2 separate regions of the Homo sapiens genome follow, and region 1 is linked to region 2. A link is a loop called in an ENCODE intact Hi-C map of the cell type or tissue named here. Cell type or tissue: PC-9. All regions are shown on one strand. Links, peaks and the distances in the headings refer to the core of each region. The heading gives the core; the rest is flanking DNA.

The links. Hi-C counts contacts between places; a loop is a spot of excess contacts. Peaks named below come from ENCODE experiments on the same cell type or tissue, not always from the same donor. Only the 100,000 strongest peaks of a DNase experiment are listed, where the experiment ranks them.
Region 1: it touches region 2 in a loop (2.2-fold over the local background); 1 of 110 quality-filtered maps calls a loop at or near these places.

The regions. Positions count from the first base shown.
Region 1 is chr4:148,630,486-148,640,872 of GRCh38, forward strand. The region is part of intron 2 of LOC107986195 (a long non-coding RNA gene); the gene reads left to right. The region is part of intron 1 of LOC105377483 (a long non-coding RNA gene); the gene reads right to left. Among named protein-coding and RNA genes, the nearest start is that of NR3C2, 190 kb to the left of the region's middle. In PC-9, for the core only: no CTCF peak of the experiment used is centred there; no DNase peak of the experiment used is centred there.
Region 2 is chr4:148,786,399-148,796,785 of GRCh38, forward strand. The region is part of intron 2 of LOC107986195 (a long non-coding RNA gene); the gene reads left to right. It overlaps LOC105377481 (a long non-coding RNA gene), which reads right to left. Exons shown (of 15, transcript XR_007058322.1): 11 at 8,792-9,028; 12 at 5,692-5,764; 13 at 4,427-4,639; 14 at 501-597. Among named protein-coding and RNA genes, the nearest start is that of NR3C2, 350 kb to the left of the region's middle. In PC-9, for the core only: no CTCF peak of the experiment used is centred there; a DNase peak (open chromatin) is centred at 4,473; H3K27ac peaks cover 1,558 bases.

The DNA of each region.
Region 1 (10,387 bases), core at 2,646-6,645, 160 kb before region 2:
CCTTGTTTTTAAACTAATTCACAGATTGCCCATTTAAAAAGTGAGTTAATGTAAAACTATAAAGCATAGGACCTTAAGAAATTACAGGTTGATTTCTCTGTGTCCAAGCATGTCCCCATTGAAGGAATTGTTTCCTGGATTTCTAAAAATCTTCAGAGAGGACGATTCCATAACTTCTTTTGGTAACTAGTTCTTTTGTCTTCCTGAAGTCATTTAGTTTACTTCTATAATAGTCCCTCCTGCAGCAATTTAAAATCTTACTTTGTTTTTGTGGTCTTGAATGAAAACAATAGCATTTGCTTAGTGTGCTGTGATAAATGAAATGAACTTTCAATTGTTAGTGTTAATGGGCTGGGCAAGTGCAGAAGGGCATAAATAAATGAAATCTAACATATTCTCCAAACCTCATTTTAGCCATTAATTTTGGCTTTTTCTCCCACAAACCTTTTGAAGAGTCTACTAAAAAGCAGCAAGCTGATTTGAATTTCATGCTTTTCTTTTTCACTTGCTTATTCTCTGGTTGAGGTGATAATGATCATTGAGATGCCCAAAGGAGAAGGAGATGGTGGGAGATGGAGAAGCCAGGGATACGGATAAATTGGAGGCTACATTCATGCATTTATAAAAGCTTTAGGTTTTTGGCTTACCAATCTGCTTATTGCTCTATGACTTCATTTAGCAATGTGAATTGTAAAGTCATTGTGCATGCTTGTCATTTTGGATGCGCAAAATGTATATTCTTTTAAACAGTATTCTGCATCGAGCAATGGAAATGTAGTTAGTTTGAGCTCAAAATCGATGAGTGACTTGGCAATTAAGTGCTACAAATGAAACTTAACTTGCTATTGTGTAAAAATGGGACAATAAAATAATAGTTACTCCCTAGTGATTAAAAATGCAGCCAATTAAAAGCAAGCAAATTTACATAAATGGAAGAACCTTAAATTTTGCATTTCCTGACTGATAGGATTAAACTTCCAAAGAAAGTGTGAATTAATGCAAATGTTAACATGGCATCTCCTAAATCCTTTTCTACTTTTACCACCAAGAACAGAATATAGAAAAGTAAAAATACATAATGATAGGCCAGTCTCTGCTTGTTTTGTCATTTACCCAAAGAATACCAAGCATGCTTAGATATCTTGAAAAACTTAGCAAGATTTCAGGTAGCAAACATAAATAAGGCCACAAGGCAGTCTGTAACCCTTAACCAAATTGTTCTTTGTAGAGAATATGATTAGAGGAACAGTTGTTGATAAGTCTATGACTTGCAGGCTTATTTCTGAAAGAGCTCTTGTATGAAGCTGGGTTCCAAGGTGCTATGGTTTGAATGTCCCCTCTAAAACTTACATTGAAATTTAACTGCCATTGTAACAGTGTTGGGAGGTGGAACTTTTCAGAGGTGATTAGGTCACAAGGGCTCTGCTCTCATGAATGGATTAATGCCATTATTTCAAGAATGAGTTCCTGATCCAAAGGATGAGTTCTACCCCTTTTCTCTCTCTGTCTGCATTGCTCTCATCCTCTCTCTCCATGTGGAGACCTTCATGCTCACAAGATGAGGCCCCTTGATTTTGGACTTCAGTCTCCAGAACTGTGAGCCAAATAAACTTCTCTGTTCTTTATAAATTACCCAGTCTGTGCTATTATGTTATAGCAGCAAAAAACCAAGAAACAAACATTTCCATGTCTGTGTTTCTGTATGCATGTATGTTTGTGTAAATATGTATGTGCTTATGTATGTAAGTATATATGAGTGTGTGTCTACACACATATATACATATATTAACATAAATATACATATATAGGAAGATGTAGATATACATGTATGCATCCACATATATATCTGTATATACAGTTGTGTGTCCCTTAATAAAAGGGATACATTCTGAAAAATGCATCATTGTGCGAACATCACAGAGTATACTCACACAAACCTAGGTGGTATAGCCTACCACACACCTAAGCTGTATGGTATAGCCTGTTGCTTCTAGGCTACAACCTATACAGCATGTTACTGTACTGAATACTGTAGGCAAATGTAATACAATGGTAAGTATTTATGTATCTAAACATAGAAAACGTACTGTAAAAATACAATAAAAAAGATAAAAATGGTACACCTATATAGGGCACTTACCATGAATGGAGCTTGCAGGAGTGGAGGTTGCTCTGGGTGAGTCAGTGGGTGAGTGGTGAGTGACTGTGACATTGCTGTACAGTATTGCAGACGTTACAAACACTGTACAAACACTGTACACTTAGACTATACATTTATATAAAAATTTTCTTTCTTCAAAAATAAGCTAACTTTATCTTACTTTAACTTTTTTACTTTATAAACTTTAAAACTTTTTAAAAACATTGACTCATTTGTAATAATACTTAGCTTAAAACGCAAACACATTGTATGGCTGTATAAAATATTTTCTTTCTTTATATCCTTATTCTATAAGCTTTTTTTTTCTGTTAAATTTCTTTAAACTTTTTTGTTAAAAACAAACACACAAACACATACACTAGGCCTACACAGGGTCAGAGTCATCAATATCACTGTCTTCCACCTCCACATCTTGTCCCACTGAAAGGTCTTCAGGGACAATGACAGCATGGAACTGCCATCTTCTATGATAACAATGCCTTCTTCTGGAACATGTCCTGAAGGACCTACTGGGGCTGTTTTACAGCTAACTTCTTCTTTATAAATAGGAATACACTCTAAAATAACGATTAAAAGTATAATATAGTAGAATACATAAACTAATAGCATAGTCCTTTATCATGATCAAATGGTATGTACTGTACATAACTGTATGTGCTAGGCTTCTATACAACTGGCAGGATAGTAAGTTTGTTCACACCAGCGTCACTACAAACAGATGAATACTGTGTTTTGCTGCAACAGACATTATGACAGCTAATAGGTGATAGGAATTTTTCAGCTCCATTATAATCTTATGGGATCACTATCATGTATCTAACCCACATTGACCATATCATTGTTATGCAGTGCGTGACTGTATATAGCAGGGACCTAATTCCATGAGACAGAACCATGAATTTCTGACTCTCTGATAGGAAATTTCTGACTGGCTTTCTCATTTCAGAGGCTCTTGTACTTGGTGGTCTCAGTCTGTCAGTGAGACCTTCCTCTCTGCTGTCTTACAGAGCCTTTCTAGTATGGCTGCCTGTTTCCCTCTGTCCCCAGCAGAAGGTTTCTTTGTTTCTTTCTTTGTTCTTCTGTTCCTTTTCTAGTGGGATCTAGGTCCTATGATGGAAATCCATCTTCTTCAGGCATCTCTTCTTTCTAACTGGGCTCTCAGTCTCATTGCCTTGGCCTGGGGAAGCACAGATCTCAACAGGCTGCCTTTGAGTGTCTCTGAAACTCTAAGGTGAAGCACGTGCAAAAAAATCATCCAGATTGGACCTTGAGCTCCACAATGCTAGGTTTATGGTGTAATCATGATTGTGCTGACTGTAGATTGCCTAGGACATTTGAACATTTGGATTATGGATTGATGTTTATTTACTGGATTTTCTTTGGAGCTGGGTATAAGGAACAGCTCTTTTCTACTTTTCCCTGCTTTGCTTGTTTAACACTGCTTAATAAACATTCGTGCGTATTTCTTCTCAATTTTACCTGCTCATGTATTGAATATCTCACTGACATTAAATATTTCCTAACTGACAAATGCAAAAGCTTATGCTTATTTTTATGAATATTCATTTAAGTTACAATTTGCAGAAGTGGTTTTGCATTGTAAAAACTGGAATCACCTGTCAGGAATAAATGCTACATGTGAAACCAAAAATAGAGAAAAACACAAGGTTTGAAAAATGAATTTCCATAAGTACACAAGTTATAATGACCCATAAAATACAGTTCTTTGCATACCAGCATGTGCAAACTCTTCATTCAGTTTCAAATAACTTTTTAATAGTTTCTATGGCCCGCCCTCTCCCACCAATAAATATATTCAAGTTTTTATTTCTCATAGATGAAAATCTCTTGCAAAATTCAAGGTTTTATGGTTCATCAATGTTGGGACAACTCAATGCTAAAAATAGCCATGGTTCATGTTCAATGGGTTCATGGTTGAGGGGTGTGTTCCCAGGTTGTGATCCTAGTTGGCTTGAGTTACCGCCAGGGTGTCTGAGCCCACAACCAGTCAAAGCAGAACCTTCCAGTTGTATCCTCTTAGGAAGATATGTATCTGTGGTCAGAGATGACTCAGTCTAGTGGCTGACGGGTGTGGAACAGCCTGGGAGCCTCAGGGTGCTGGAATCACAGCTCTTTAGGACAGGTCAATCCCTGTCCTTTTTCATTGACACGATAATGCACTTTTTTGGGTTTTGTTTTTAAATATCCCAATGTAACTTCAGAGGAAGGTTTTTTTGTTTGTTTGTTTGTTTTTGCCAGCATTCAGCAGGTTTTTTGAGTTGTGAAAACCATATAGCTTTCTTTAATTTGAATAAGCCATCGTCAATGTCTCAGGGGCATTTCTAACCTGCTGCTATAGCTCAGTTCTCCATGCTTTGACATGGAGCCCACACCCACTGATTTTCCCTCAGCACCTTTCTTCAGCAGTTCTGTGGGCCCCATAAACCTCTTCTAGTTCTTTTCCATGTGGAGTGTTAGGGTTCCCCAAATTTTTCTTCTCAGAAGCTTCCCATCCAAAGGAGTCTGGTCTCAGGTTGGATCCTCCAGCAGCAGATGGTGATTCAGAGATTGGGAAGAAGAATGTACATTATGGGTCAAAATCTGCAGAGAGAAGCAGGATTGGGCAAGGGGAGAAGTTGAATTGCAATGCTGGGCAGTCCTCCTATGGAAGCTCTGCAGTGTATTTATCCCATCAGAGTTGTCCCATGGTGGGCTGAAATGGCCAGGCCTTTATGTCCTTGCTGCAATCAGTCATTGGTTGTGGTCCACACCCAGAAGGGCTTGGCCTTGGCTGAGGATGGTGTCTGCAGCTGAAGCAAATCTTGAAGCACCTGGCAACTAGAGGCTGTTTGATGATAGTATTTGCAACAGCTGGGATAGCAGTTCATTCCTTGAAGGTAGATCTTTGCATCAGATCTCTATGTCCACACCAAGTTTATCTGGATCACAGGGTGTGCTGTAAGTATCCTATGCTTTCTCTAGATAGATATATGACCTTGAATAATGATCCAATGATTCTTTTGGAATGAGGCTTAGTGAGAAGGAGGAGACTGTCCTGTGCCTTGTAGGATGTTTAACAGCATCCCCGGCCTCTACTCACTAGACACCAGTAGCAGTTGTCCCTCCCACAGGTTGTGACAACCAAAAATGTCTCCAGATATTGCCAAATGTTCCCTGGAGGACAAAATTGTCCCTGGTGGAGAACCACTGTGTTACGTGGACAAAAGGCAAAAGTCAAATTTTGCTTTCATAATTTAAATTAGCTCATCTAATTTAGCAAAAAAAGGAGAAAAAATTTATAATATAAAGAAACATTCACAACTATAGTGCCAGAGGAATGATCACTAAAGTAGTTAGGTAAAAAAAGGAATTCTGTGCTTAGGGGTGGAGGTTACAAGGCATTAAACAACTTTGCATGTAAATAGAATGCTACATTTTTTTTTCTCCCCAAGTGTTTTGCAAATTCTCTAAGGTCTTCTTTTTCTTCTCTTTATTTCTCTTTTTCTTATGGATGTGAGGTTATGGCTTTCATCTTTTCCTTTGATTCTGTGACCTGGCTTTGGTACATCATGTGACCCAAGAAGTCATATTCTAGGTGAAGATATTGGGTGGTGGTGATTTCTAACTAACTAGTCTAGTTAACTGTAACTGAATGGAAAGAAAAAAATAAGCTCAAAAAATTAAAATAAGATACTTTTATTTCTAGCTTTTTGCTCATCTCTAGATGTGGATGACTTTAACTTATATCTAGGTGTATTAGTCCATTTTCATGCTGCCGATAAAGACATACCCAAGACTGGGAAGAATATAGGTTTAATTGAACTTACAGTTCCACATGGCTGGGGAGGCCTCAGAATCATGGCAGGAGATGAAAGGCACTTCTTACATGGCAGTGGCAAGAGAAAAATAAGGAAGAAGCAAAAGCGAAAACCCCTGATAAACCCATCAGATCTTGTGAGACTTATTCACTATCACAAGAATAGCACAGGAAAGACCAGTCCCCATGATTCAATTACCTCCCACTGGGTCCCTCCCACAACAGGTAGGAATTCTGGGAGATACAGTTCAAGTTGAGATTTGGGTGGGAACGCAGAGCCAGACCATAACATTCTGCCCCTGACCCTTCCAAATCTCATGTACTCACATTTCAAAACCAATCACATCTTCCCAACAGTCCCTCAAAGTCTTAACTCATTTCAGCATTAACCCAAAAGTCCATAGTCCAAAGTCTCATCTGAGACAAGGCAAGTCCCTTCCACCTGTAAGCCTGTAAAATAAAAAGAAAGCTAGTTACTTCCTAGATACAATGGGGGTACAGGTATTGGGTAAATATAGCCATTCCAAATGGGAGAAATTGGCCAAAGCAAAGGGGTTACAGGGCCCATGCAAATCTAAAATCCAGCGGGGCAGTCAAATTTTACAGCTGCAAAATGATCTCCTTTGACTCTAGGCCTGATATTCAGGTCACACTGATGCAAGAGGTGGGCCCAACATCAGCTCTGCCCCTGTGGCTTTGCAGGATACCACCTCCCACCCAGCTGCTTTAACAGACTGGCATTGGGTGTCTGCAGCTTTTCCAGATGTATGGTGAAAGATGTCAGTGGATCTACTATTCTGGGTTCTGGAGGACAGCATCCCTTTTCTCACAGCTCCACTAGGCAGTGCCCCAGTTAGGGACTCTATGTGGGGTCTCTGACCCCACATTTCCCTTCTGCACTGCCCTAGCAGAGATTCTCCATGAGGGCCCTGCCCTTGCAGCAAACTTTTGCCTGTGAATCCAGGCATTTCCATATATCTTCTGAAATCTAGGTGAAGGTTCCCAAACCTCAATTCTTGACTTCTGTATACCTGCAGGCTTAACACCATTCCACCCTCTGAAGCCACAGCCTGAGCTGTACATTAGCGCCTTTCAGCCATGGCTAGAGTGGCTGGGACACAGGGCACAAAGTCCCTAGGCTGCATACAGCACAGGGACCCTGGGCCTGGCCCACGAAAACATTTTTTCCTCCTGGGCCTCTGGGCCTGTGATGGGAGGGGCTTCCGTGAAGGTCTCTGACATGGCCTGGAGACATTTTCCCCATGGTCTTGGGGATTAACATTAGCCTCCTTGCTACTTATGCAAACTCCTACAGCCAGCTTAAATTTCTCCTCAGAAAATGGGTTTTTATTTTCTACTGCATCATCAGGCTGCAAATTTTCTGAAGTTTTATGCCCTGTTTCGCTTTTAAAACAATGCTTTTTAACAGCATCCGGGTCACCTCTTGAATGCTTTGCTGCTTAGAAATTTTTTCTACCAAATACCCTACATCATCTCCCTTAAGTTCAAAGTTCCACAAATCTCTAGGGTAGGGGCAAAATGCTGCCAGTCTCTTTGTTAAAACATAACAAGAATCACCTTTGCTACAGTTCCCAACAAATTAATCTCCATCTGAGACCACCTCAGCCTGGACCTTATTGTTCATATCACTATCAGCAGTTTTTTCAAAGCCATTAAACAAGTCTTTAGGAGGTTTCAAACTTTCCCACATTTTCCTATCTTCTTCTGAGCCCTCCAAACTGTTCCAACCTCTGCCTGTTACCCAGTTCCAAAGTCACTTCCATATTTTGGGGTATCTTTTCAGCAACACCCGACTCCTGGTACCAGTTTACTGTATGAGTCCATTTTCGTGCTGCTGATAAAGACATACCCAAGACTGAAAAGAAAAAGAGGTTTAATTGGACTTACAGTTCTGCTTGGCTGGGGAGGCCTCAGAATCATGGCAGGAGGTGAAAGGCACTTCTTACATGGTGGTGGCAAAAGAAAAATGAGGAAGAAGCAAAAGTTGAAATCCTTGATAAACCCATCAGATCTTGTGAGACTTATTCACTATCATGAGAATAGCATGGGAAAGATTGATCCCCATGATTCAATTACCTTCCCTTGGGTCCTTCCCACAACATGTCGCAATTCTGGGAGACACAATTCAAGTTGAGATTTGGGTGGGGACACAGCCAAACCATATTACTAGGCATTATTTTAACAGTTGATCTAAAACTAATGTTGATATCTTATATATTTTTCCAAGGTTACTCTGGGAAAGCAGTTGACATTTTTTCTCCTTGTGGGATGTAGAAGAATAAAGTATGAGAAAATAGTGATTTAGGCATGTCTAAGCGCCAGACATTATGTTTCTGTGAGTGTTTCCTTCATGACTGTTGAGAAACTAATGATTAACAATACAGCATGTTTTAGGTATTTTTCAAATAATGGCATGAACTAGAAGCCAACACATTCTCCCAAAAGGGAAAAGACAAGATTTTCTCTGAATGGAAAATTCATATTTGAAATGTCTGCATGAAATATATAAGCTACAATATTTTCATTTTGGAGCAGGAGAATACCTGACAGATGAAGGAAAAGAAAAATGAGTTAAGTAAAATGAATACAAACAACTTTTAGTTGGCAGAAAAAAATAGATTTTAATTATGGAAAACATACAAACAGACTAATGGCAAATTTGGAAACCTTATGTTTTTACAGATATTTAAAATTGCCTTTCAATCTTTGTCCCTTTACTTCTCTACTTTAGTGATATGAGATTCTTTCTTGGTATTATCAAAACCCATTAAATCAACAGGTATTATGATGTAATTCAATGCTATGAATGTAAGACTAATACAAAACACCTGATCAAATTATTGATCTTTTCTTTTCCCCCAAGTGTACTACTGTCAGAGTAGCAATTGTTCATGAGATCTGATTGTAACAAATCTCTTTTAAGACTTCTCTGAGAATACACAATATAATCAGGCTGATAGAAACATCAAAACATTTTTTCCATTGCCTCAATGTAATTTGGTTTGTTATGGCTGACACACAGTAGAAGTCACACACAGTCTTATTCATGGATAAAACAGGCAATTGCCCACAGTCTGACTGCATCAGCCCAGGGAATACACAACCTATTCACATGCCAGTGAGAGAGCCTATTCCAGTGCTTTGCACCAGTTGCTTTTTTTAGGGAGATTAATTTGTGTCCCAGCCTACTGTGGACATTGTTACTGCAAACACAGTTGCTAAACAAAAAATTACGGTTACTGTTATGTGATAATTTGATAAGTTTTTTTTTTAGATTATAAAGGATCCTCCTATTGATAAAAGATTGGTACTCCACAGAGATTTATGTAAAATTAGGACATTATTAATTTAGAATAATAAATGTAATTTTGGTTCTCTCTTTATGGATGGCTTGCTAAGTATGAGACTCTGAACCAGGGGAATTGGATGGATAATCCAATCAACCAGTGGCCTCTGGCTCAAATGATCCAATTGAGCAATGCTTGCCCTCTTCACAGGACAATGCTAGAGACATTCTCTAACTCCTTTTCTTTAGACATCCCACAAAATCAAGACATTGAAAGCCAGCTTGAGGCTGGTGAAAACCTTTTAAAAACTATACTTCCCAGCAAGGATGGACTGGGAAAAATATTTGCAAGGAATAGTGTCATCAGATGTCATTCTGCTTTTTCTTAAAATGTCTAGGTAATGTTGATTATGTTTTGAATTATTCTGACCTTCTTCGATCTCTTGCATTGTATTATTCCTAAGGCCATTATATTCTATTTTAACATTCTCTTGCTGTATTATACATACAATAAAAGGCACAATTAAGTGTATAGCTCACTTACTATAATGAATTTTCATGAAGTGAACATACCCTTGGAACCAGCAGTGGTCAACAATAGAAAACTACCAATACCCCGAAGCCCACCATGCTCACTTCCAATCACTAACCACCTACCTAAAGGTAAACACTATTTTGACTTCTGACAACACACACTAGTTTTATTGAGGGCTTAATAATTTGGATCGTCAGAATTTTGTTTCTGGACAGGCATGTTGATTTTCACCTTGCTTTTCCCCATGTCCTACCCTTAGGTAGGACACTGCCCAAGGAAGCTCCACTTAAATGGAACTTCTCTAAGAGTGCAAGTGTGCTATGGGCCACCAAGATGCAGGTAGAAGCATGGAGCATGGGTGGCAGTGGGGATGTGGAACTCACAGGGCAAGGCTGAAAGAAGGACCTAGAAACAGTGAGGTTCTTGGTAGGGCCCAAAGAAAAACTTCCCTGTCTTCACGCTTTTGCTTAGGGAAAGCCCTGGGAGCAGAGTTCTCATTTCTTTTTGCAACTTTCCTCTTGAGACCTCTGTGGTTCTTATTGTTAACTTTACCATTAGTGCTTGTTG
Region 2 (10,387 bases), core at 2,473-6,472:
ATTTTTGTCACCAACTAAAGCAGACCTATGCCCTATAACTTCCAGTTCCTACTAAATTGCTTTTTTCTTTCTTAAATCCTATTTGGGGGTATAAGTTCTATGATTGAGTGGTAAGTAAGTGATCTTTCAGATTCACCAACTGCCTTCTCTCTTTGATAAGATTAGACTCTGTTGTTTATATTGCTTCAGAGTTTCTCCCCCTAATTCTCAATATTTTTTGTCTCAGTGAAAATGATTCTGTTTCTCACTTGCTAACAGGTTTCATGATCATGTAAATGAAAAATACAATAATTATAAAGAGAACTGTGGAAACTGTATTCAGGTCTGTTTTAGCATTTGAAACAGTCAAAATACAAAAATGAGTAATGTGGATTAAAGGAGCTAGCTTTACATGTCTTAGGAGGTAATTTGCAAATCAGAAATCTTATTTCCGTTTTATAGGCAGGCAGTGGGCATGCACGCCACGCACAACACAGGAATATGTTTGCTTAATGACTTACCAGATCTAGCACCAGTTCTGGTTTATGAGCATGGCCCTGACTGTTGCCATGTAGATGATGGATTGTAATAAATGTGTTCAAGGACGTTAGATCACATCTGCAAAGAGATTCAGAGAATATCTACCATACAGCGTGGAAGAATGTTGCAAACATTTCTTATTAAGAAAAGGCTATTTTTTTGTGTGTGGAGGTCTCACTTCATCTTTCTGTCCTTTATTCTTTAACTATGAAAACTATACAGTAAATTCTTTTGTCATTAAATCAACTTTCAAATCTACTAAAATATATCTTAGGATATAAGTTGTTACCATTAGATGACAGCTTTGTTTGAATTCACTTCATAGCCTTGACTTTCTTTGAGTTCATTTTTAATCAAAGCAATATATTGAATAAATGTATTATACAAAACAGCAGTTGTTGAATTCTGATGTGTGTGTGTGTGTGTGTGTGTGTGTGTGTGGTCATACAGCTAGGGACACACTTGCGTTTCAAGGTGGAAACTGGCATTCCAAATTTTAGTCAGAATTATTTTTATGGCTTAGTTATAAACCACAAAACCATGGCCTTATAATGTAAATGCTGACATAACCTTTTCTTACGCCCAGCTATAAATCAAGGTGCTATAAAACTCCATATTTGAAAATAAAGCTAGGTAAAATACTGAGTTAATGTTTGTTGGGAGAAAGAGAAAAGTCAATTTGCTAAAGTCTTTCAGTTTTAGCTTTGACTAAAATATAGACACTTTTGAGTGTCTCAGTAACAAAATAAAATGTAAACTGGTTAACAAATACAAGTAAAATTAATGTCAAGAATAGTTTTTAAGTAGAGAAAAAGAAACTTCAATTCGTCATTTACTACTTTTCAACCCAAAAATCAAATCTATGTATGCCATTGGGAATTGCTTCCCTAAGGAATTACATTTCCATCACACATGTTTTACTGGAGATTGCAAAGGTACTCAGTTCCTTATTACCAACTGTGGAAGGCTCAAGAGCAAGGGAGTCAAACAGGATAGTATGCCAGCAGAATTTGCATTGAACACTTGATGTCATGTGTCATCCGACACTGGCTTTTCCATCAGGTTATTTCAGGATAAGGTACTACTGAAAAAGCATAACCACTCTCAGTAGATGAACTGCTGACAAGTTTCATGGGTTTGGCTGGCATTCCAAAGTTTATTTGAGTTAATCTGCATTCTCATTGGCCTGCAATGCTCAGTGAAAACTTCCTTTCAGTGAACACTTTCATTACTTTCTGATTGTACTGGTATCAGAAACACCACAACAAAAAATCTGGAGAGACAGACTTTTATAGGAATAATTGTTTTAGGGAAGGGAGAGGTATGAAGGGTATCTGTTTATTGTTTTTGTAACACATGGCAACTGCAGGCTGTGGTATTTACCAACGCCAGCCTAACTGGTTTGATGATGACATGTTCTGAGGAACCATTTGGAATTTATAGTTTCTGCAGTGGGCTCCAAAGTATTCTCATTAATTGATTAAATAGAAGGTACTAAGGGGTAAAATCTATTCTGAAATAGCACTGTGAATCTGCAGAAATTTTAGTTGTGTTTTTAATCTCTGTAGATAATAATTAAGCTGAAAAAGTGGTAGGAAAAAGAGAAAACACCACATGTCACTGAATCTTAGGACCTTAGGGCTAAAAGAGACATTATAAGTTATATGATAATTCTCAAATTTCCTTTTATTATATCTTACCATTTGCTATGAAAAAATCTGATTGCTTTCTGGATGATAATGTATATAAAATGCCGTTTATGGTTTGGTTGTGGTTATAGAAAACCCGTGTTCCATTTAGATCACTCTGTGTGAGTGTGCCACTGTAGTTGTGAAAGTTTGGTTGGAGATATATTTGGGGGTTTGATTATACATACAAAGATTGATAGCTGAGTGGGAAAGGAGGCACCACCTTGGGTTAATAGAAATGCATGGGTAAACAGAAATAACTCTATTGTTGGGCTTTGTCAAAAGATCGATTTGAAAACACAGTTTAATCCTGGAAGCCAGATGAACCCTCTCAAATCCTGAGGATCTCATCCCTGCAATGTGAAAAAGGCCAATCTGCTGCACTTAGCAGTGCTGGGGCAATGAGAAAGGCAGCAAAGAAGGGTTCCCTTTCCACCGGTGGCTGTTCCCAGCCATCTTCAGGGCTTATCCCACTGTTCAGTCTGACTGCCTTTTGTGTCAGGAGGAGAAGGGGAGCGAGACCCTGAATCTCTGCTACATGAAGCAAAAATTTAAAGAGAACAGTGGGGAACGATTCACTTTGAGTGGGTACAGATAGTGGAAGGAAGCATGACGTACCCATGTCTTTCTCAAGATACAGTAACTCGACCCTCTGTTAAAATGTGGCACCAAAGATGCCAGCTTTAGTTCAGAGTGGAATGTATTCCTTCCATAGGGCAGCGGGAGGGGCTAAAGCTTGGGTAGCTATTTCCTCCTCTATAAGCAGAGGATGGCACTATGGGGAGGGGAGGGAGAAATATCCTTCCCCAACACCATACTTCCCTTCTGACAATGGGATCCTTGGCATAGTCTCCATACCAAGTTACTGTCTGGAGCTTGCTTATATACCTCCGTAAAGTGGATGTTACTCCCAGCCATCCGTTAAAATTCAACATACAAGTAGGAAGTTCTAATATGGAACCAAATCTGTCCCATCACTTCCACCACATGCTTTGGTATTGTACTTGGAGCAGCAGAGAACAGGGCTCATCATACCACTGATTTCCAGATATTTGAAAGTTTTCTCTCTCCATACATCCCTCCCCCTAAAAATATGACATCAACTCATGAAATAGAAACGCATTCTTGAGAGAGCAATTGGAAGTGTTTTCTGAAAAACAGAGATACTTAAATCAGTTTCCTCTTAGGAGCCCTTCTTCCCATCATCATATTGCACCAGGGGAAGTTGAGGCTGGAGCCTGTGGGAAAAGTGGCATTGACTGGCAGGGTAGCCCAACAGCAGTGCTATGGGGACTTACAATGCCTCTTCTCTCCTCTCACTAGACAGCATTGACGGCTCCTGCCCCTCTGTGTGAATCTCCGTTTGCCTCTGCTCTCCAAAGTGAAATTCTGCACAGTCGGGAGGATTGGTGCAGAGTTAAGACACGTAGAGCCAAGAAAATAAAGAGTCAGATGTCCCAGCAGCTTTCAGTGCATCCCGATTCTCACCACCCCCAGAGCACCATAAAAGTAGGAGGGACCAGATGAAGACATTTAAAAATTGGTTCTGCTCCACAGTGATCTGGTGCGAGCTGGGGCTCAGCTGCCTTGGGGTGGCTTGAGAGGCTCCTCTCTGGGGTCGGGACATTGAGGTGGCAGCTCCACTTCTCTCTGAGACCCCTTGATGCACCGTAACTTGAGGTAGGAGAATGAAACTTTAAAAAACATATTTAACTTAACATACAATCTAATGAAACCAAATACCATAGAAATCCAACAGAAGTGTATATTCATAGTAATGGCCAACTTCTGGTCTTTAGCAGAGATCTGTAACTGAGACAAGTGTGTGGGTGTTTGTGTCGGCTCCGTGCCATTCATTGGGTCTACAGTGAGATCTGTGTGAGTTAGGAATTCCATGTATCCCATACGTTACAAAGGAGAAAGGAAGTGTATTTATGTGATGTGTTAAAAAAAAACAAACAAAACAAAATAACCTCCCTCCCGCCATAATGTAAAGGCCCACACTTTTTGAACTGTGTACTGGCTGCTGGGGAGTGAGTTATATAAACTAGAGAACTTTCTCTGACATGAATCTGAGCTGACATATGCATTGTTGCACGGCCGCTTATGTAACAACCATTTTGGTGGGGAATTACTGATTGAGTACTTTGCATGACTATGAAAGAAACATTCATAAGAAAGAACAAGTGTAATATGAAATGCAGATAAAGTAAACTTACTTTTCAGCCACCTGCATATGACTTGGCAAAATGTGAGCCTCTGTAATCACCATGTAGGAATGTAAGATCTTCCAAGTTCTTTCGTAACCTTGGGAATTCATTAAGAGTATTGGGGTCTGTCACGGGGTAAGTGTTGAGTGGATGAGGTTGAAAGAGCGGCAGATAAAGCTTCCTTTATTTCTTTCTTATTACATCACATGAACCTCTGTGTCCCTAACCACATTAAGAAAAAAAAAAGAAAAAAAGAAAACTCTAAATAATGATTGATAAAATGCCAAACAACTTCAGACCTTTGTTGACATTTGCTCTCTTGGAATTCCTAATGACTATATGACATATAACACTAAAGTAATGTAACTTTAAAAAAAGCCAAAAAAATACAAAAAAAAATATGCATTACCTCTTTTGAAGCGGTCATGCTGGAATGCTAGCACTTAACTCAATAATTATTCAAAATCACTTCTATAATCTCTCTGCAAGGGTCTACAGTTCCAGGGATATTACTATGAGTGGCTTAGGGTGTGCCTTGGCCTTGGCAGTCTGGCACATGCATCTTGTCTAGTACCCCCTTTTATGGGGAAATTTGATCTAAAAAGATCAACTGATGTGTCCAAAGTCACAGAGAGCTGGGACCAGGGCCAAGATCTGTTTTCCAGGATAGCATTTTTGCCACAGCATCCTTCTGCCTTTTTCCTTCGTGGGTGGACTTAATTTTTGGAGAGAAAAAAGTGTAAGTTGCTCAAAGCCAAATCCAGTGAATAAAATGGGTGATCAACTCCGTGCAATGTGGCAAACCTTCTCTGGGTACCAGCTATATACAAAGCATCTTGACAAAGCTGCAGGGGACATGAGAGATTCTGAGGTGCAGGTCGTGACGTTAAATTAACTGCAATCAACAGGTCAAAAAAATGAGCTATGCTTACAGTGAAATTCAGAGCAGTTTCCTTGGATTCTTGATTCTGTATTATGTCCATAGACTTGGATTGATAAAACCATGGGAGAAAGCACTTACTTTAGTTAAGTACCTATTTGCTGTGTCCTTCTTTCGAATTCATGACAGAATTGAAATGAACAAAAGTGTTAGTTCATGAAAAGCATAATGAGTCTTTAAAATGAAAATGGGACCTAACATTTTAGGTAAGGGTACAATTAGTATTTTCTGTAAACACTGTGTACATATATTTGGGATATGTGTGTACTGCCAAGTTGCTATGTGGATACCTTTGGGGAAATAAAATCAACACATCCAATCTGTGGCCACAGACCTTTAATCAATCCTCTGCTATTCTAGAGTCTTTCAGATATGGTCAGCTCTTAAACCTGCTGCTTTTTAAAACCCTGAAATAAAAACAATAAATACTTGGTTAATGTAGTTTGTCTGTTTCAATTAATTTATATTATGGTGACAAAACTAGCCTAGAAATGCAAGGTCATTGTCGCCATCTTTTCCTATTGTTTATGTATAAATAAGATGAGTGTCTTTTTATAGGAATACCTTTCTATTGCTTACCATCAATAGAGTTGTGAGTTAGTTTTCTAGTAAGAATGTTCACTTAAGAGATTAAGACTTGTTGAACACACATTAGATGTCTGGCACATTTTATAAGTGGTTAATTATTTCATTTATACATTTAATCCTCATACTAACTCCCTGAGGTAAGTGTTACTGACTCAGTAAGGGAACTGAGGCTCAGAGAGGCTAATATATAAATTACCCAAGGTCACAGAATGAAAAAGCAGCTGTACTGAGATTTAAACCCAGACCTATGTGTTGCTAATCTATATTCTTTTTACTACATTATCTGTGCATGTGTCTTTACATCAGAATGCTTTGTAGTCTTTCCCTGCTATAATCAAGGGTATACAGCGCCAGATTACTGGCTTTGTAGGAGGAACGAGCTGGAAATAAATGGTTGAAAAAGTAGGAAATGGTAATTAGTTAGGTGATCTAGAAACTCTCAGATCCCATCCTTGGCCTACCACACTTCCCTGAAAAACCTCCAAGGAATACATATGCACAGAAGAGAATGTGTGGCAAACACAAGCACTTTACTATTATCTGTGTCTTTGACCAGTAGTTCTGTGCATTTCCTTGGGGATCTAACCTGGACCTCGTGGAGAATCCCCAAACACCTACTTAGACTGGAAGCTGTCCCAGGTTCCTCCTTTCCCACTGCCTCTTTCTGGTTCCCACTTGGCTTCTAAGGGGATAGGGGATAGAGGGGGCACATATTCCTAACTGGGACCAGGGCCTGATCCTGTTTTACTTTGCAGGGAAGAAGCAAATTCAGAGACAGGTTTTTGGGTTCTTTCCATGAGAGAACAAATCCTGGAGACCTGCGTCCTTTAATCCTCACTTTCTGGCACACTCCGATTTTGACTTCTATCCTAAATCCTATGAAAATTGTTAGCCTGAGGACCAAAAAATGATACATCCATAGCAGATGGATGAAGGATAGCAAAACAGTGATGGTATAGTACAGAGGTTGGTGGGGAAGCTATCAGTGAGCAGTATGCATTGACCTGATGGATGTCCAGCTCATGATACTATCTTTATTCATCCTGTGCACTAATTTTCTGAGTCAACTAACCTCTATCTATTTTAAGTTTGGGTGAAATCATTTCAGCAAAAGGATAAGATAAATACACATGAGTCACATTTGACCAAGACCTTTATGCGTTTTAGTGGAAATGATTTGATGTGCACTTTGGGATTGAATACCTTCAGAGAAGAGAGTCGCTCACCAAATACCTGAAACAAGTATTCTCCAAATCTGCAGCTGATGGATTTAGCTAATGGAAACAATAATTATGGAGTTTCATCTTTTTTTTGCCCAAACCTATCACTAAGGCTTTGCCAAACTTTCAAACATATCAAATCAAACTTACTAGCTCATACAGTTTCCAAGCTATATTACATAATAGGGCTGTGTGCGGTTCTATGAAGCTAGGCCCACCTTTTCTAAGAATGGAGATTCGTTTACTGTTCTACCTAGAATAAATGGCTAAGCATGGGCAAGGAGTTTCAAAGAAGTCTTGATGAATTGAGATAATTCTGGGACAAAACACCTATTTGAGTCCCAACAGATAAATATTACTATTTTATCACTTACATGTATAGTTTCTCTTGCTCCTTAAATTTTGCCTCCTGTTGGTGCAATCTTCAGGAGTGTGTTTTGTATCTATGTTTTCTAAAGTGGAATTCAATGTGGTAGATACTATTACTTGACAGGTCAAAAGCTATAACCTCTTTCTGCCTAACAAAATCCCGAGTTTGCCTCAGTGGGCTATGTACCAGCTCATGAATCATGATCCAACCCATTGTGACAATTCTTTCTGCTTTGCCAGATACTTGCTATTTAGCCTTCTTTTCAGCAAGACATGGCCATATGACTCAGTTCTGGCCAATATGGCATAGAGGAATTCTTCCTGGGGCTTCTTTTTTCCTCCTTGATTAAAAAGAAAACATAGCCCCCTTCCTTCCTGCTTGAGACCCTGAAGTGAGGATGTGATTCTTTGAAGTACAGCAACCATCTTGCAATCATGGGGTAGCAAGCACGAGGAAGAAACGGCCATGCCCTGTGCATGGTAGAGCAGAAGGATGACTGGCCTGCTGCACTCAGTCACATCCCTCTGCAATAAGATATGGTCCCAGGGAGTGAGGTTGAAGAGGTAGACCACTGCAGGCCACTTAGATACGTCATGAGAGAGGAAGCCTAAGGTGCTTCAAGAATAAGCAAAGATAGCACAAATGAGGGGCACCCATCTCAAAGTTCCGAAAGATGGTGCAGGCAGATCAGGAGTTAGCCAGACAAAGATGGATGGAAAAATCCCAAAAAGAAAGGAACCCAAGCAGAGAGACCAGCATGTCAAAAGCAATGCTATAAGAGAGAACATGGCCTGATTGCTGAGTTTCTGGGGTGTAGTTCAGGAAGATGGAGCATCAATGGCCAAGCAGGTAGTGAGGACAGATGAGGCTAGAGAGCAGGGCAGCATCCTGATCCTAAAAGGTCTCTCATGATGGATGGCAGATTTTGTACTTTATTCTGATGATGGAATGCTATTGAGGGAATACTAGATGTTATATGACTATATATCATACATTATATTTTATATTCTAGAAGTTCTAAAACTTGGAGACAAAGAGATATGTTGGGGTGAGGAAGAATATGGGGGGATATAATGGATATTTAATCTTCTAACAAAATGCACAGACTTCACTCACTGTGTCTTACCCTGGGTCAGTGATATCCTAGGAAAAGCTCCTTTTGGTATCAACGGGAAGTTTTCACACATAAAGATTAGGGGGTCGTGTCTCTGAGTATGAAACACATGAGGCAGATTCTTAAGCTAAAGCATTCATACCAGCTGGGAAGAGGGGTTTTCCCGAGGAACAGTAACTTCCCTCTACATCCAGGAAAGCCTCATGGTGTGGATGGGCGTCCAACAAGCAGGCTGTTCTGGCCCTCTTTGGGTGCTGACTCTGTGTTCCCAAGGGCCATTGATAAGCTAAGCAGGAATAGTGTAACCACAGGAATGCCTGCTGATAACAGGAAAGTAGGCGGCTGCATTCCTGAGCCATGGCTGATGCTGCTCCATCCACTGCCAAGGTGTAGAAAAAAGAGACAAAGTAGTAAATTCTAAAGATTTGTCAGTCTGGGTTGGCAGCTCTTAGAGAATGGATATGTGGCAAATATGTCTCTCCCTCTGTGTGTGTGTATGTTTGTGTGTGTGCGTGTGCGTGTGTGTGTGTGTGTTAGAGAGAGAGAGAGAGAGAAATCTGTGCCAGAGCTGAGGCACAGATCCTATCTGTGTATAGAGGTGTGCTACTCTAGTGCCCTGTCTCCAAGCCTTCAGGGAAGACTACTTGACCAACTATTACTCCTGCTTCAGATGTGGAACCTGCTAGAAGCCTGCCTTTACCTTCTAATACTTTGACTCTAGCAGCCTGAGAGCCACACAATTCAAAATGCAAACTGGGCTCTCCACGATCTCTACCTACCACTTCATCCTCCTTCCCCGCCACTTCTCTAAAACCAGCTTTCATGAACACACACCTGCTTTGCACATGATTTCTCTTCTGCTTGGCAGAATCCTATGTACCTTTCAAGATCAGCTTAGGAGTCCCTTTCTCTAGGAAGGAGATTTTCCCTCCTCCTAGCTCCTCACGGAAATGATAACTATACCTCTCAGGGTTCCTTTTATTCCTTAAACAGTGTCCCTTAACTCATTGGATCCTTCTTTACATTTTTACAAGTCTCTCTTGCATTAGACTGGGCCATGAGCTCTTGAAAGTAGGAACATGTTTTATTTATGCCTGTATCCTCAGTGCCTGGCATTTGATAGTAGACTCAATATATTTTCTCAGTGAAAATTAAGGGATGAATGAATTTTAGGTAAAAATAAGAGGCTATTTTGAGATTTCTTGATAAATATCTTTGAAGCAGTTTGGGAATACAAATATAATAATTGGTAAAAATCTCTGTTAAAAAGGATGTTCAGACTATCTCAGCCTGGTGTTCATGGTAAAAATCAATAATGATAAGTTAGTCATGTTGATAGCCTGTACCTTTGGTATGATGGGAAGAGAATGGCACTTTGCCTCTGTGGTCTTCCTCCCAAAAACCCATGACCTCAGTTTCATCATGAGAAAAACCCCAGACAAATTCCAACCAGTAGACATTCTACAAAAATTTCTGACCAATACTTCTCAAACTGTCAGGGTCATCAAAATCAAGAAAAGTTTGAGAAACTATCACAGCCAAGAAGAAGAGTCTAAGAGTCATGAGGACTAAATGTAATGTGGTCTCCTGGATGGGATTCTGGCACAAGAAAAGGACCTCAGGGAAGTTGGGAAACCTAGATGAAGCATGAACTTTAGCCAATAATAATATCCGTTTTGGTTCATTAATGATAACAAATGTGCCATACTAGTGCAAATTCCTGATAACAGGGGAATTA